Linked DNA regions of Homo sapiens: regions 2 and 3 are each linked to region 1. A link is a contact called in ENCODE Hi-C or POLR2A ChIA-PET data. All regions are on one chromosome and are shown on one strand. The core of a region is the stretch at or near the end of the contact, and the rest is flanking DNA. Distances in the headings are between cores, read along the strand shown. Region 1 holds the start of GVQW3 (GVQW motif containing 3). Region 2 holds the start of SERPINH1 (serpin family H member 1). Region 3 overlaps MAP6 (microtubule associated protein 6).

The links. A loop is a pair of places that touch in the nucleus more often than their neighbours do. ChIA-PET counts read pairs that join two places held with the same protein, here RNA polymerase II (POLR2A). Pooled maps may share reads with other maps.
Region 2: a map of CD8-positive, alpha-beta T cell shows a loop between it and region 1 (11-fold over the local background). The contact joins the promoter of SERPINH1 here to the promoter of GVQW3 in region 1. A Hi-C loop is called at or near these places in 1 of 168 maps with a recorded cell type or tissue (CD8-positive, alpha-beta T cell) and 7 of 50 pooled maps. POLR2A ChIA-PET finds 5 or more read pairs at or near these places in 1 of 52 experiments (OCI-LY7).
Region 3: a pooled map shows a loop between it and region 1 (2.5-fold over the local background). The contact joins the enhancer-like site here to the promoter of GVQW3 in region 1. A Hi-C loop is called at or near these places in 2 of 50 pooled maps. POLR2A ChIA-PET finds 5 or more read pairs at or near these places in 3 of 52 experiments (PC-3, activated T-cell and activated naive CD4-positive, alpha-beta T cell).

Annotation. Positions count from the first base shown.
Region 1 is chr11:76,377,806-76,382,697 of GRCh38, reverse strand. GVQW3 (GVQW motif containing 3) reads right to left here and starts at 1,375. Exons shown (of 2, transcript NM_001347885.2): 1 at 405-1,375. The coding sequence starts at 869. It overlaps THAP12 (THAP domain containing 12), which reads left to right and starts at 1,566. Exons shown (of 5, transcript NM_004705.4): 1 at 1,566-1,950. The coding sequence starts at 1,862. RefSeq lists a silencer at 1,288-2,217 and an enhancer at 1,860-2,361.
Region 2 is chr11:75,558,611-75,563,502 of GRCh38, reverse strand. It overlaps SERPINH1 (serpin family H member 1), which reads right to left and starts at 1,250. Exons shown (of 5, transcript NM_001235.5): 1 at 1,184-1,250. RefSeq lists enhancers at 1-489, 490-1,030, 1,031-1,570, 4,152-4,693, silencers at 1,195-1,244, 1,255-1,514 and a cis regulatory region at 3,706-4,556.
Region 3 is chr11:75,652,564-75,657,455 of GRCh38, reverse strand. The region is part of intron 1 of MAP6 (microtubule associated protein 6); the gene reads left to right. Among named protein-coding and RNA genes, the nearest start is that of MAP6, 14 kb to the left of the region's middle. RefSeq lists enhancers at 2,832-2,891, 3,002-3,071. Within about 2 kb of position 3,000, at least 3 of the 41 ENCODE cell types and tissues checked have a DNase peak (open chromatin) inside an H3K27ac peak, as active enhancers do; they include PC-3, where a contact is called at or near this core.

The DNA of each region.
Region 1 (4,892 bases), core at 126-2,625:
AACTTGTTGAGCAAAAGAAATCAAGAACAAGCAAATACCAGAAGGGAACAGCCAAAAGTTTTTCAAAGTTATGGAGAACAGCAAGGAAAATGGTCCAAGAGTCCAGCAAAGAGTAATGAGGAGGGCCATGGCACATAGGGAGGAGTGGTGAAGACTGAAAAATACGTGAGCAGCCAAAGAAGGTGCCTAACAGTGAGGCAGCATCCTAGTTCTGGTTCAGCTAACTCACATTCCTCTCACCATGGGGTGAACCAATTCTCAGCTACCCTGGGGGGAAGGCTTGTTGAAGATGACGCCTGCAGAAGCTGACTGGCAGAGTAGTGGACTCTGGGATGGGATACCGGCAGGGGCATTTCCCCACCAGCTTCACCCTGGAGATAACTCCATGTTTCAGAACCTGTTACCTTTTTCCTCAAACATGAGCTATTTTTCCTAGTTTCCTTTGAAAGATCGGACCGAAAGTCAAGTTTTCGTGGTTTAGGCTCACCCTTCAAAACACCCGAAATAACTTTTGCAGAAATCTTCCTCATGTTCAAGTTTTCTTTCAAAATGAGCCTAACAGTTTCTTTGTCTAAATTTAACTCTTCAGCCATCATCCTCACGGTTAACTGCCTGTTTGAACAAACCAAGTCCTTGACCTTCTGGATATTGTCATCTGTTCGGTGGGTGACTGGACGCCCACTTCGGGCATCATCTCGAACATCTTCCCGTCCTTCTTTAAACCTTTTGTGCCAGTCAAAAACTCTGGCCCTTGACATGACTTCATCCCCATAAGCTTCTTTTAAAAGATGGTGGGTCTCACTTGCAGACTTGTTCAATTTCACGCAAAATTTGATACTAATCCTTTGTTCTAAATAGCGGTCACTCATTCTGGCACTGAACAACACAGGAACGTTTAACAGGCCACGACTGTAAGGGAAAGACGGACAGATCAATCTTTATAGGGCTGCAGGTGTAATCATATCGCTCTTCTTGCTCTTCTAGAAGCCTCGCCGGGAAAGAGTAATTGCTTTTATGAATTTTTGTCCCTCAGCTTCCAGTCGAGGCTGGGGAGATCCGTTCTGGGAAGCCAACAGTCGCTGCAAAGCTGGGAAAAATTAAATCGCCTACAACCACGTCTGCATCAAACCAGTGCACGCACATCTGCCGAGAGTTTGCCAGTCACCAAGGTCGCTCCGATTCCGCGGCCCTTAAGGAGTATATGGCGAATTCTGCAAGAAAGGCCTAAGTGGTGGCAAATTAAGCAAGCAAGAAGAGATGCATCGGTGATGTAACGTGCAAGCTCGCCCTAGATCTGCAGAAACCCGCGCACGCCAAACCTACCGGAGCAGCCCAGGAACCGCCTGCTCTAGCGTCCCGGGAGACAGGCGCGCATGCGCAATTCTCTCTCCCCGCGGATTAGACTGTGCGCAGTCGCACTGCGGCGGCGCGCGCCAGGTCCCGCCTCCGCCTCGCCACACCCCGGCAGGCGCGCTTCCTTGCGCGTGCCCGCCTGCTGAGAAGGCGGAAAGGAGGGGCGGGGGAGGAAGGCTGAGGGAAGAGAGGGCACCCCCGGGCGTCAGGGTGCATTGTGGGAAGGAGGCGGCAGCGTCTCGGGCGGGCGGGAGGTGCACCAGCGGCGGCGGCGGCGGTAAATCCTCCCGGCCGCTCACAGCACTGTGGAGCCGCGTCCCCAGCCCGGCCTCGGACCGCGGCACCCCTCCTGGCCCTCGCGGCTTCTAGCCCGCCCGCCCCTCCCCCGCGCGTCGGCCCTGCCGAGCCGGCCGGCCGGCCTGGCTCCCCTCCCCGGCCCCGACGGGCGGGCGGACTGCCCTGAGGAGGCGGGGAGGGGAGGGCTGGGCCGGCCGGCGGGCGGGCGACGATGCCGAACTTCTGCGCTGCCCCCAACTGCACGCGGAAGAGCACGCAGTCCGACTTGGCCTTCTTCAGGTTCCCGCGGGACCCTGCCAGGTAAGCGGCGGGCGCAGAGCGGGCGGCCCGGGCCCACCTTCGCGGTGAGCGCTGCCAGCCGCCGGCCCCTGGCGGGCTCCCGGGCTGGCTGAGAGGGGCGCAGGAGGCGGGCGCAGCGCACTGCCGTCGACCCCAGCGTTGGACCGAGATGGGGAGCCGGCCCCGAGCCGTGGGCGGGCGGGCGTCCGGGGACCTCGGAGCACGTGCGCTGGTGGGGGCTCTGCGCGGAGGACACCACCCCAAACGCGAGGGAGCTGGGGCGGCGCGCGGACGCGGGATGCTGTGGGTTCTCGCCGTGGCTCACTTGCTGTGTGACCTCGGGGGAGTCGCTTTCCTCTCTGGGCGTTAGTTTCCTTAGCTGTCAAAAGAGAGCAGGACTCTATGGTTGTGGCCACTGGGGCCTTTCCCTCTCCTTGCCACCACCCCCGGGACAGTGTTTCTGTTTTGAGTCCCGCTACCTTCTTTCATCTCATCGCAACTGCTTTCTCCTTCGGACTTGTCATTGCACGGTTCAGGATTCATTTTCTGGCTGTCACCGTTACTCATTTTCTCGCTTGGGTATTGTAGGGATAACAGAGGGTGTACGCGTGAGGGCGTGGAAATTGGTATTGGAACCTCTTCCTTCGGATAACCCCCACACACTGACATATTTAGGGAATGATAGCATAGGGACTGTGTTTGAAAGGCTGAGATGTTTCATAGGCCTGTCTTGTTGGTTCATTCATTTAAAATCAATGCCTACTATGTGCCGAGCGCAAATGTTAGGTGCTGGGAGTTCATGGGTGAATAAGGGTGTCACTGCTTGCAGAAAGCTCTCAGTCCAGTAAGGGAACAGGTGCAGCAACGGGCGACTATAATTTATGTTATTTATTAATTAGTTCAATTAATTATTGAAGGTCTACTTGTGTTGGCATTGTTGTGAGCAGTGGGGGTTACAGATGAACAAATCGAAGTCCTTGCTTTCATGAAGATTACATTCTAATGGGGGGGGAATAAACAAGTAAAATACGTAGTGTGTCGGATGATGATAAATACTGTGGAGAAAAATAAACAAAGGTTAGAGGGTAGGGGAATAAGTAGTATCAAGGGACGCACAATTGCTATTTTAAATACAGTGATTAGAGAAGGCCTCACTAAGAAGGTGAATTTGAGCAAAGACCAGGTGAAGGGGCCAGCCATGGAGATACCTTGGGCAGCAGCATTCCAAAGAAGGCAAAGACAGGGCAACCAGGAGTCCAGGGAGAGGGACTGGGAGAGAGGTGAGATGAGACCAGAAAGGTGTGTGTATGGTAGGGGCAAATTCTTTAGGTAGGACCTTGTAGGTCTTGGAAGGCACTATGGTTTTTATTATGAGTGAAATAGGAAGTCATTGAAGGGTTTAGAGCAGAGACTTAAATTTTAACAGGATCAGTGGCTGCTCATTAGATTGTGGGGAGGCAAAGGTGAAAGCCGGAAGACCAGTTAAAAGGCTGTTGTAATAATCCAGATTAATAGAGGAGGAGATGGTAAATTTGAGATATGGTTTGAAGGTGAAGCCAACATCATTTGCTAATGGTTTGGAGGTAGATTGTAAAAGAAAAAGAGAACTTAAGGACGACTTCAAGATTTTAAAAATCTATGTTGGCCAGGTTGGTCTTGAACTCCTGGCTTCAAGCAGTCCTCCTGTGTCGGTCTCCCAAAGTGCTAGAACAGGCTCTGAGCCACCGCGCCCAGCCGACTTCAAGATTTTTAACGTGAGCATTTGCTGAGATAGGGAAGACTGGGAAGAGCAGGTTTGGTAGAGGAATACTAGAAGTTTGGGTTTGAGAGACCTGATAGACATTCAAGAATAGATGTCTAGGCCGGGCATGGTGGCTCACACCTGTAATCCCAGCACTTTGGGAGGCCTAAGCAGGCGGATCACTTGAGGTCAGGAGTTCGAGACCAGCCTGGCCAACATAGGGAAACCCTGTCTCTATTAAAAAATACAAAAATTAGCTGAGCCCAGTGGTGCGTGCCTGTCCAGCTACTCAGGAGGCCAAGACGTGAGAATCGCTTGAACCCAGGAGGCAGAGGTTGCAGTGAGCCGAGATCGTGCCACTGCACTCCAGTCAGGGTGACAGAACAAGACTCCGTCTCAAGAAAGAAAGAATAGATGAAAAAAAAAAAAGAATAGATGTCTTTCTTCATACCATATACAGAAATGAACTCCAAATGGCCTATACTTTTATTGAGATCAAAGGCCTAAATATAAGAGCTATGTCATTAAACTTTTAGGAAAAAAATACAGATAAATCTTCATGACTTTAGATTTGGCAGCACATTCTTGTTTGTTTTTTGTTTTTTTTGAGAGTCTCACTCTGTTGCCCAGGCTGCAGTGCAGTGGCACAGTCTCAGCTCACTGCAACCTCTGCCACCGATGTTCACAAACTATTCTACTCACTCAGCCTCCCAGGTAGCTGGGATTGCAGGCATCCGCCACCATGCCTGGCTAATTTTTGTATTTTTTTTTAGTCAAGACGGGGTTTCGCCATGTTGGCCAGGCTGGTCTCGAACTCCTGATCTCAGGTGATCTGCCCGCCTTGGCCTCCCAAAGTGCTGGGATTACAGGTGTAAGCCACCGTGCTTGGCTGGCACCACATTCTTAGATATGACACCAAAATACATGCAGTAAAAAGAAAAATAGACTAATTGGACTTCATCAAAATTAAACTTTTGTGTATCAAAGAACATTACCAAGAAAGTGAAAAGAATGGAAGAAGGTACTTGCAAATAATACATTTGATCTGGGTCCAGTATCCAGAATATATAAAGAACTCTTACAATTCAGCAACAAAAAGACAACCCAATTTTAAAATAGGCAAAGGACTTCTTTCTTTAAACAGAAGATATAAATGGCTAAAAAGCACATGAAAAGATGCTGAGCATCACTCGTTATTAGAGAAGTTCAAATCAAAACCACA
Region 2 (4,892 bases), core at 1-2,500, 820 kb after region 1:
GCACAGAGCCCCTCCTGAGGGCTGCATGCGGTGTCCTGTTACACAGCCAGTACAAAAAAAAAATCTCTGCTGGGAGTCCCGGTGACAGAGGAGACAAAGGAGAGGACGGGAAGGGGGGATGGGTACATGAACCATCTGAAGACAGGAGGGTGTGGCCCCGGCCGGAATTCCGGAGAACCAAAGCCCCCTCATTTTCCTCAGGCCTCCATCCGGGCCGTACAGCCCAGAGGGACCAGCGGGAAACAAGGAAGAGGAGGGGCTGAGACTCTGGGCCAGTCTGGAAGTGCATTCATTCTCCTTCCTGCTCTTCAGCCACCTCAGGAATGTCTCTAAGCTGGGGGGCAGGGAACCCCAGCCTCTGGAAGTTAGACCCTGCAGTTTAAACCCTGCAGTTACTCCAAGAACCCTGTGGCAGTGGACAGAAGGAAAGACTCAAATCCTTCTAGTCAGCCCCTTAATCCCCAGAGCAGAGCAGACCCTGCTGACCCCCACTCTCTTTTTTCGGAGTGGTAGGGAGCCTCGCTGGCCAAGTCTTTCCTTTGGCTGCCATCATCTAGGCTGCAAGCTGCTGATCAGAAATTGAGCCACTGTCGCCCACTTCTACCAGAGCACACGGACCCCAGGAGTCGAGACGATTTCACCTCCTTTCCCACCACCGGAAGCTCAAATTCCCTCAGCAAGCCTGTGAGGAGGCTGGGCCACCAATCACCGCTGCCCCTGAGCCTCAACCCCAGAACGGAAGTGACCTGGAACTGCGAGGCCGGCCTATCCTCCCTACCCTTGCGGGAAGAGGCACCAGACCCATCTCCTTCCTCCTCTGTTTCTTTCCGCAGAGGCTCTGCTCTCTGCCCCCAGCCCCCTTTACACAGCACCTAGTCTCGTATCTGCCACCACCACCTTTTAGGGGTCCCTGCACTTTTTCCCAGTCCTCCGAGTGCACGGACTCCCAACCCGGCTCCGATCTCCGCCCTAGCCCTCAGCTGGCACCATCACTGGCTAGCCCTGGGCTCTCGATTCCAAACCCTCCAGCGGCCCCCAAAGTGCCGAGGACTCCAATTTGTAGGCTCTGGCTCGGCACCCAACGCTTCGCAGGGTCCCCTCGCCCCTCTTACTCCCTCGCGCACCCCCAGATTGCTCGGCGCTCCCCCGGGCCGCACGCACGCAGGCGTCTCCCGCCCCTCACCTGGGTCGGGCTGGGCTAGCGCCGGGACGTGACTCTCGCTCTCGAGCCGCGACACGATTCTACTCTTAGCCCGCTCCCCTGCTCCCGGGATCTATATATGGCAGTCCCCACCCCCTCCTGCCCGTCCCGAGAAACTTCTGGAAAGTTGGAAACGCTTCCGGAGGGCGCCCCAGCTCCGCCAAAAAAAGCCAAAGACCTCCCTCAAAACCTCCCCGGCCCCCGGCCCCTCCCTCTGCCGGCGCCTCCCGGCCCCTGGGTCCTACTGCCTCCCTCGGCGGCCCGGGCTGCGGGGCGCCGGGAGTCCCCACGGGGATCAGCGTGTCCTTCAGAGTGCGAGCTTCCTCCCACCCCCAGGCTCTCTGCATAAGCTAGCCCACTCCGAATCGCACGTCCTTTCAGGCGCCCCTTTCCCCGCAGGGGCTCTGCCCCAAGCAGAGCCATCTCCCCTTCTCCCCGCTCTCCCCCATTTTCAAGCTGAAACAATTGAGTCCTGTGCACCCCCTCCCTCTCAGGGGAGACGTTCAGGCTTCTGAAGGCAGTGCCCTTCTCCATACTTGTACATTCAAAAAACCTCAACCTCAGCGATGGCCAGAGGGAGAGGGAGCAGACCAGACCCGGTACCTGCCCGGCACCCGGAAAGTTCAAGTCGTGGAGTAATAGAGGCAGAGATGCCTGGGGAACTTCAGGTGGTCTGGCTGGGCTTGGAGGAGTGCACAGGAAGGAAAACCTGGCTCTCCACTGAGCAAGGTGCTGTGTGACCCTAAGCAGGTTACTTTCCCTTTCTGGGCCTCTGTTCCCTTGGCTGTGAAATGTGGTTCTAAGGCATCCCTTGCTTTTTTTCCCCCCTCTCTCCCTTCCTCAATCCTTGTCACCCCTGGCCCCCTCCCTATTGCATCCCCTCCCTCTTTGGGTCCCCTCCCACAGGCCTCAGGTCTCACTGTCAATTCCTACCCCACCCTCGCAAACTGATAGCTCCTTGACCTCCAAGTTAAGCTAGGGTATTCATTACTGTTCTAGGTGCTGAGGACACAGCTGAGAGCTGAACAAAGTCCTTGCCCTGTGCGATGTCCATCTGTGGGGTATGTACCTGTTAGTAGGGAATTCAGTGATTCAGTGAGGCAGATTATTTAGGAAACCCTAAATAATCTGGGCGACAGTGGCTCAATTTCTGATCAGCCGAGGCTCCCTACCCTCCGAAAAGTCCTCTTTAGTAGTTTAATGATAGCTATTGGATGGACGCAGTATGGAGAGGAAGGGACAGGGTAGGGACTCTTCATTCATTCAGTCATGAATGAATGCATTGAGTATCTTCTTTCTTCTAGGTGCTTGCCTGGATCCTGGGGAGCAAAAAAATCCCAGTACCCAGCAAATGAGTCAATCACCTGGGTCCCTGCCCTCTGTTAGTGGTTGTGGGGAAGCCTGGTGGTGGTGACAAACCTCTCTGTCTGGGTAGGCTTCTGCAGCTCAGAGTCTTTTGAGTACAAGGACTGTGGGAAATCTCAGATCCCAAAAGCTTCAGACTCTGTGATTCAGGGTCAAGGAATCAGAGATTACTTCCACTCAAAGCCCCCAAGGAGTCTTTGAATCCAGCTAAGGAATCTTAACATGTTAAAATCTCAGAGTCGAAGGATTCTGGAATAAATGTATTAAAGACTCTGAGCTGCAAGGCATCTCAGAGGTCAGGGGTTCCTGTCTGCAGCCCCAGGCAGAAGCCCTCTTCTCAGTATCCCAAAAAGGCAAGCACCGAGGCACCTCTAAGAAGAGAGAGCTTACCTCCTTCAGAGGCAGCCCCGCATTCTTTTTTAGGACAGGTCTGATTATTAACAAAAGCTTCCAGCCTTGGCATGGTGTCCATCTCTTTGGGGTGGCTGTCGTGGTTCTCATGTGCTTCCTCCTGCCTCAACTGTATATTGCTTTTAAAGATAAATTCTAGGCTGGGCGCGGTGGCTCATGCCTGTAATCCCAGCACTTTGGAAGGCCGAGGTGGGTGGATCACCTGAGGTCAGCAGTTCAAGATCAGCGTGGCCAAAATGGTGAAACCCCATCTCTAATAAAAATATGAAAATTAGCCAGCTGTGGTGTCATGTGCCTGTAATCCCAGCTACTCAGGAGGCTGAGGCGGGAGAATCTCTTGAACCTGGGAGGTGGAGTTTGCAGTGAGCCGAGATCATGCCACTGCACTCCAGCATGGGTGACAGAGCGAGACTCCATCTCAAAAAAAAAAGATAAATTCTTGTTTATCCAAGGAGACCTCCCGGGTCCCAGGCCAGACCCCACTCTCTACTCCCACCCCCACATTGGCCCTCAGGCTTCCTTGTGACTTGGTCAGTGAGCTGAGGGCAGGGCAGAGCAGAAACAAAGAGTGCCCATCAATGCTGGCAAAACAGAGAGGGTCGCCTGGGTTTTCAGCAGGTTCAGATGTCACAATCCCAGTGAGACTCCCTTCCTCTACTCTCTTACATCTCTTAGCTCTTTTAGGCTTCACCAACACCTGAGGGGGAGACTGAGAGTGCTGTGACTGTCCCATTTTGAGGGATAAACCAAAGCTCATGCTGTTAAATAGACCCAGTATCATGAGTGGTCACTGAAGAGAGGACCTGCCCTTACAGACAGCAAAGCTGAGGCCTAAGGAGGGCTGGGTCTGAAGGCCCAACCCCCATCCGACCCCCACTAATCTCACACCGGGTCAGAAGCCTCCTCTGTGACCTATCCCACTGCTGCATTATCTCTGTTATCACCCTGTATTGTCAGTGAACCATCACTGGAGACTTTGGAAGGGCAGGGCCTTTTCCTTGTCACTGTGAGTCCCCAGCTCCAGCAAGGGGACAGTATGGAAGAGGCACTGGGTAAGCATGGCTGGCCAGGGGATGAGAAGTGGCTGCCTGAGGCTGCTGTGCCCCTAGCACAGCCTCCCTGAAGAAGGGAAAGCAACGGCTCCTTTAAATTTCCAAGATCAGCAAAAAAAAAAAAAGTCAAGAGCCTTTGCCACAATATTCTTAGCTCTGAGCCCAGCCCAGACTGACTGTGGCCCTTCCCCCACATTCCAGGCAGAGCTTTCCGGAAAAAGCACTCTTTTAGGGGGTGGGGGAGAAGAGTCTGATAAGCAGAGAAACTCTCAAGCATTTTGTCTCTGGACTCCTCCAGTGCCTCGCTTCACTGAAGGAAGTGGTCCTGGTGCCTGGCACGTGGAGGCTGGCTGGAAATCCTCTAGATCCCTAGGTCCCGAGAGGTGTGGACAGCAGAAAGTAGAAAACCATCAAGTCCAACTGCATCCACACTATACAGAGAGGACAACGGAAGCCCAGAGAGGGCAGGAATTTACCCAAGGTCACACAGCATATCAGAGGTGGGGCTGGGCTGGAGCCTAAGCCCTGGACTCCCAGCCCTCTTTCTCCCACAGTACCCTCTAATGACCCAGGGGGGTATGTAGGCCCAGTTCTGCCAGGTGCTGTGGAAACAGCTTTCTTTGGCCCCAGTGGCTAGATTCACTCAGTCTTCACCCCATAGAATCCTAGGACAAAAACTTGCATGTCATTTAAGTGTGCAACACATTCACATTTATTATCATATTTATTCCTTTCAGGTAAGGAAGAATGTTCCAATTTTCAGCATGAAGAAACTGAGGATCAGGGAGACTAAGCAACAGGGTTAAGGGCACACAACAAGCCAGAGTCAGAGCTGGGTTTTGAATCAGGTCTGTTTATGCCAT
Region 3 (4,892 bases), core at 1,751-4,250, 730 kb after region 1:
CAGCCCTCCCTACCCTGAGTTGTGGCAATCAAAAGTGTCTCCAAAGGCTGGGCATGGTGGCTCACGCCTGTAATCCCAGCACTTTGGGACACCAAGGCGGGCGGATCACGAGGTCAGGAAATCGAGACCATCCTGGCTAACACGGTGAAACCCCCGTCTCTACTAAAAATATAAAAAATTAGCTGGGCGTGGTGGTGGGCGCCTGTAGTCCCAGCTACTCAGGAGGCTGAGGCAGGAGAATGGTGTGAACCTGGGAGGTGAAGCTTGCAGTGAACCAAGATCGTGCCACTGCACTCCAGCCTGGCGACAGAGCGAGACTCCGTCTCAAAAAAAAAAAAAAAAAAATAGTGTCTCCACACATTGCCAAAAGCTTCCTAGTGGATGAGAAAATTGATCCCAGATACAAGTATATTTACTGAATGATTCCATTTATACGAAGTTCAAAAACAGGCAAAGTAATTGATGGTGACAGTTGTTGGAATAATGGTAATCTCTGGGATTTAGGTGGGTAATTGGCTGAGAAGGAGCACAGGAGAAACTTCTGAGGTGTTGGAAATGTTCTATATCTTGATCTGAGTGGTGGTGACATGGGTTTATACACACAAACAATTGAGACTTATGGACGTTATTCTCTGTGTGTTATACCTCAACAAAAAATAAGAAACAAAATACAAAAGAACTAAATGGAGATAGAGCTTGAAGCTCAGGAGAAAGGGTAGAACAGAAAAGAAGATCAGGACAACATCAGCCTGTTGGTGAGAATCAAACCCATAGGTATTAGGGTGGGTAGGGAAGAGAGAGGGTGAGAAGAAAAGAATGCTGAGGTCAACGCCCAGCAAGCATCGATATCTCTGGTATGTGAGGGAGGAGTCAGCAAAGGATGAGCTCTTGGTGTCTGTGCTTGCCTCTCCTGTCCAAAAGAGAGCAGGAGCATAGGCCTCACTGTGGTCTCAACCTCCAACCTCTGGTGCTGCTGGCCTTGTACATTACACACAGGAACTACCCGTGCTGTGTATTACATAATACACATCGTTATTATCTTTGCTATCCTTCCCTTATCTTAGCATAGTCCACTGTCAGTGGGTATTTGTTTTCAAACTGAATGAAGAGGCTTTTGCAGGATTAGGCCTGGTGTAACCTCTTTTAGTGGGAAAATTGTGCCCAAACCTCAAGCCACAAAACCCACTGCAAGTGCATCCCTGAAACAATGCGTCCTCCACTGAGCTGTCCCCTTGTGGTCACTGTCCATTTTGTGCAGTGTCTTTGAAACACTGGCCTACATTGTGGCATATCCTAGAGTGCATAGTGCATTTTTGCAAGCCTCCTAGCCCTTAAGGATTGTTCCGTATTAAACCATAATAATTAGGCAAAAGGTAGATCAAGGCAGAATGCAAAAGAGCAGAATATTAGAAAGAACAGAGACATAATTGAGTTTCAGGCTCATCTGCTGAGTGTTTACTCTGTGCCAACTGCTTTAACATATCTTTTTCTGTAGACTTCATAATGACCTTTTAAGGTAAACATCTCTATCTTTAAAGATGCAGAATAGAGTCAGAGAGGTATGGGGACTGAGGTTATAGAAACAGTTAGTGGCTGAGCTGGCTCAGGAATCTAATTCTCCTCATTCCAGCCACAGCTGTGTCTTGCTTGTGCAGCTCCAGCAGGCCCCTGCCAAGTCCCCTCATGTTCCCCTAGTCCAACATGCCATTCTTGGGAGGGCTGCTGCCAACTTCAACCTTTATGCTGTCTTTCTGGCCCCAACTCTGCTAAGCCCATACCATCTCCCTCCACTAATCTTGTTTCTACAGTGGAGGAGGGGTGGGTGGTCTCACTTCTTTTCCTAAACTCTCAACAGATTCCCTTCTCCTCCAGGGCAAGGCCCAGGCATCTGGGTGTGCAGTCAGTGCCTTCCATTATCTGACCAATCTGATGCTTCTAGCCTTCTTGCCCACTGCTCCCTGCACACACTCGATGCCTTTTCTTGGGTATTCTCAGCCCTGGCTGCACGTTAAAATCATATGGACCTCAGCAGGTGCTCTGACCGAATCACAGCCTAAACTGGGTCTCACAAGCCCCACATTCAAACTACTGCTGGATTTTGCTCACAGTTTTCCCCCCTGCCCTCCTCCCATCTTCTTTCTAAATCCTTTCTATCCTTCAGGGCTTTTAGTCCATTGAGAAAGAGGCTTATACTATAAAAGCAGGGAATTAGGTTGGATTTATTTGATCCTAATTCCATAATAATAATGCAGTGGGCCTAATATTATTTTTACTCAGAGTTCAATGTAACATCTTAAGAGCATGCCAAGGCTGGGACTATAGGCTATGAAGATTCAAGGTGAAGAGCACATGACCCCTGTTTGCAGGAGATTGCTGTCTTTTGAGGGAGATAATATGGATGTAAGTAGTGTATCTAAAAGTACCAGGCGGGCCCTGGTGAGAGTAAAAATTGGGAGCCAGAGTTCTCTAGGGGCGCAACAGTGGCTAGTTAACACTATCAGAAGATTGTTGGAAGGAATGGTTTTATGAGTCCTGGGAGGTGCCCTTGTGTCCTGTGAAGAATTTAGTGTCCATCAAAGCTGGGTTTGAATCATGCATCTTAACTTAAAGTCTGTGTGACCTTGGGAAAGTCTTTATTTTTCTCATCAATAAAATGGGGGTAACTACACAGTTGTGACTTCACAGAGTCATGATGAAGTTGGGGGGAGATAATGTTTGTCCACAGTGCATACTCATCATAGTAAGTGCTGGCTACTTTTATTATTATCACTGAAATAATGAAGTAGAGTATGTTACCAATGAAAGTTTTTCATTTACTCATTCAGGAAACATTTATTGCATCTCAGATGAATCACTACGCTAGGGTAGAGAGATAAATTACACCTAGCAACTGTCCTAAAGGAGCTCCTGGTCTAGTGGGAGGAAGGCATATTTTTCGAAAGTATAGTCATAGTGGTAAGTGCAAGAATAGAAATGTGCACAGGCTATTGAGGAGTTGTAGAGGAAAGGGGGTTTCTGGCCTGAGTCATGAACCACTTCCTGAAGGGGTGTACCTGTACGGTGTGTCAAAAGCTTAGGAGTTAGTTCCACTGGGAAGGAAAAAGATTAGGAACTATAAATTCCTTCCTAGAGGTTTTTATCAATGAGATAAAAATTCAGAAGGGCACTTAAAAGTACAATACATTCTTGTAATTCCTGCTTTCCTCTGATGTCTGGCTTTATTTGGGACTTGGTTTCAAGTCCTGCTTACCATGTATTAACTATATGATTTAGAGCAAGTTACTTAATCACTCTTTTCTGATTTTGTTTCCTTAGTGGTAAAACAGAATCACTAATATCTACCTTACAAGTTGTTGAAAGACTTAACATTCCATTAAGTCTGTTACTATCTTACCTATCTTATTTACTATTGTACCTCCAGCACCTAGCTTAGTGCATGGTGTTTAATAGATGCTTAATAGATATGAATTAATTGAACAAATGAATGAAAGATGTGTACATACAGTGCTCAGCACAGTGCCTCGCCCGTAGTAAGCACTCAATAAATGGCAACTATCCTCATCATCATTGTCCCTGGTGGGTTGAGTACTACTTGGCTAATATACAGAGGTCCTTTGCCCTTCTCATTGCACACATTCTGAATTTCTGGGTAAAGAACCATTAAATGCTCAGGTCAAAGATTTTCTATGTGTATTTTTTTAGTCCAGCAAGCATCTCTGAGTCACCATGTTCTAATCTACCTGTGCAAATATGAATTATTTGGAGAGGCCTGGCTTTTGCCACTTTGCATACACAAAAATTATTTATTTTATTGCATGAGTAAAATAAGAATCATAAAATTAGAACTGTAATAAAAGCAATTAGAAAAGAATGATTTTTAGCAAGTTTAAATTTGCTCTGAAAATGAATTCAGAAATGTTTCTGTGCTTTGATGTTATCTAATTTTTGCCAAAGTCTGGATTTGGGTGGCATCTAAGTGCCACAGGTCAGAGAATGGGTTAATTGTGTACAAACTCGAGGTCGAATTTTCCTTCTTGGATTGTGATGACTTGCTAGCCAAGTATCTGTGCCACTCTGACAGCATTATGCCTGCATCTCCTCAAAAAGCCCAGGGGCCCCAAGGACTCCTCCCGAGGATTTGGTATATTTCACATGATTTTTCAGGGATGTACAAGAAAGTCCATTCAGCTTGCTTTCCTTGCAGACAGAGCCTGGGCCTTGTCCTTTTATCCCTTTCTTGGGCCTGGCACAGAAGAGAGTTCAACCAGTGTTGGAAGAATGACTCTCGGCGAGTGAATTGGTCCATTGCCGTTCTTCTCAGAGCTTCCTGATGACCACATTCTCCCTTGTGGATTGAGTGAGCCACCGGATTAAATATGCAATTCAGATGCTGAGATTCTGTTTAGAGGGTACAGGGAGAGAAAAAAATGAGGCATCATGGATGTAATATGGGTGGGAGAGAAGTAAGAGGAGGAAAAGGAGTAGGGATGGCAGTCGGAGTGTTCCTGTCCATAAACAGAACTGTGCCCCAAGCCTGATGACTTGAGAAGACAGCATTGTCAAGGTTTCTAAAGATGGATTCACAGTATTTTTCTTTTTTCTTCTTTTTTTTTTTTTTTCTGAGATGGAGTCTCAATCGCCCAGGCTAGAGTGCAGTGGCATGATCTCAGCTCACTGCAACCTCCGCCTCCTGGATTCAAGCGATCCTCCTGCCTCACCCTCCCTAGTAGCTGGGATTACAGGCACGTGCCACCATGCCTGGCTAATTTTTTGTATTTTTAGTAGAGATGGGGTTTCACCATGTTGGCCAGGATGGTCTCGATATCCTGACCTCAGGTGATCCACCCACCTCGGCCTCTTAAAGTGCTGGGATTACAGTCATGAGCCACCAT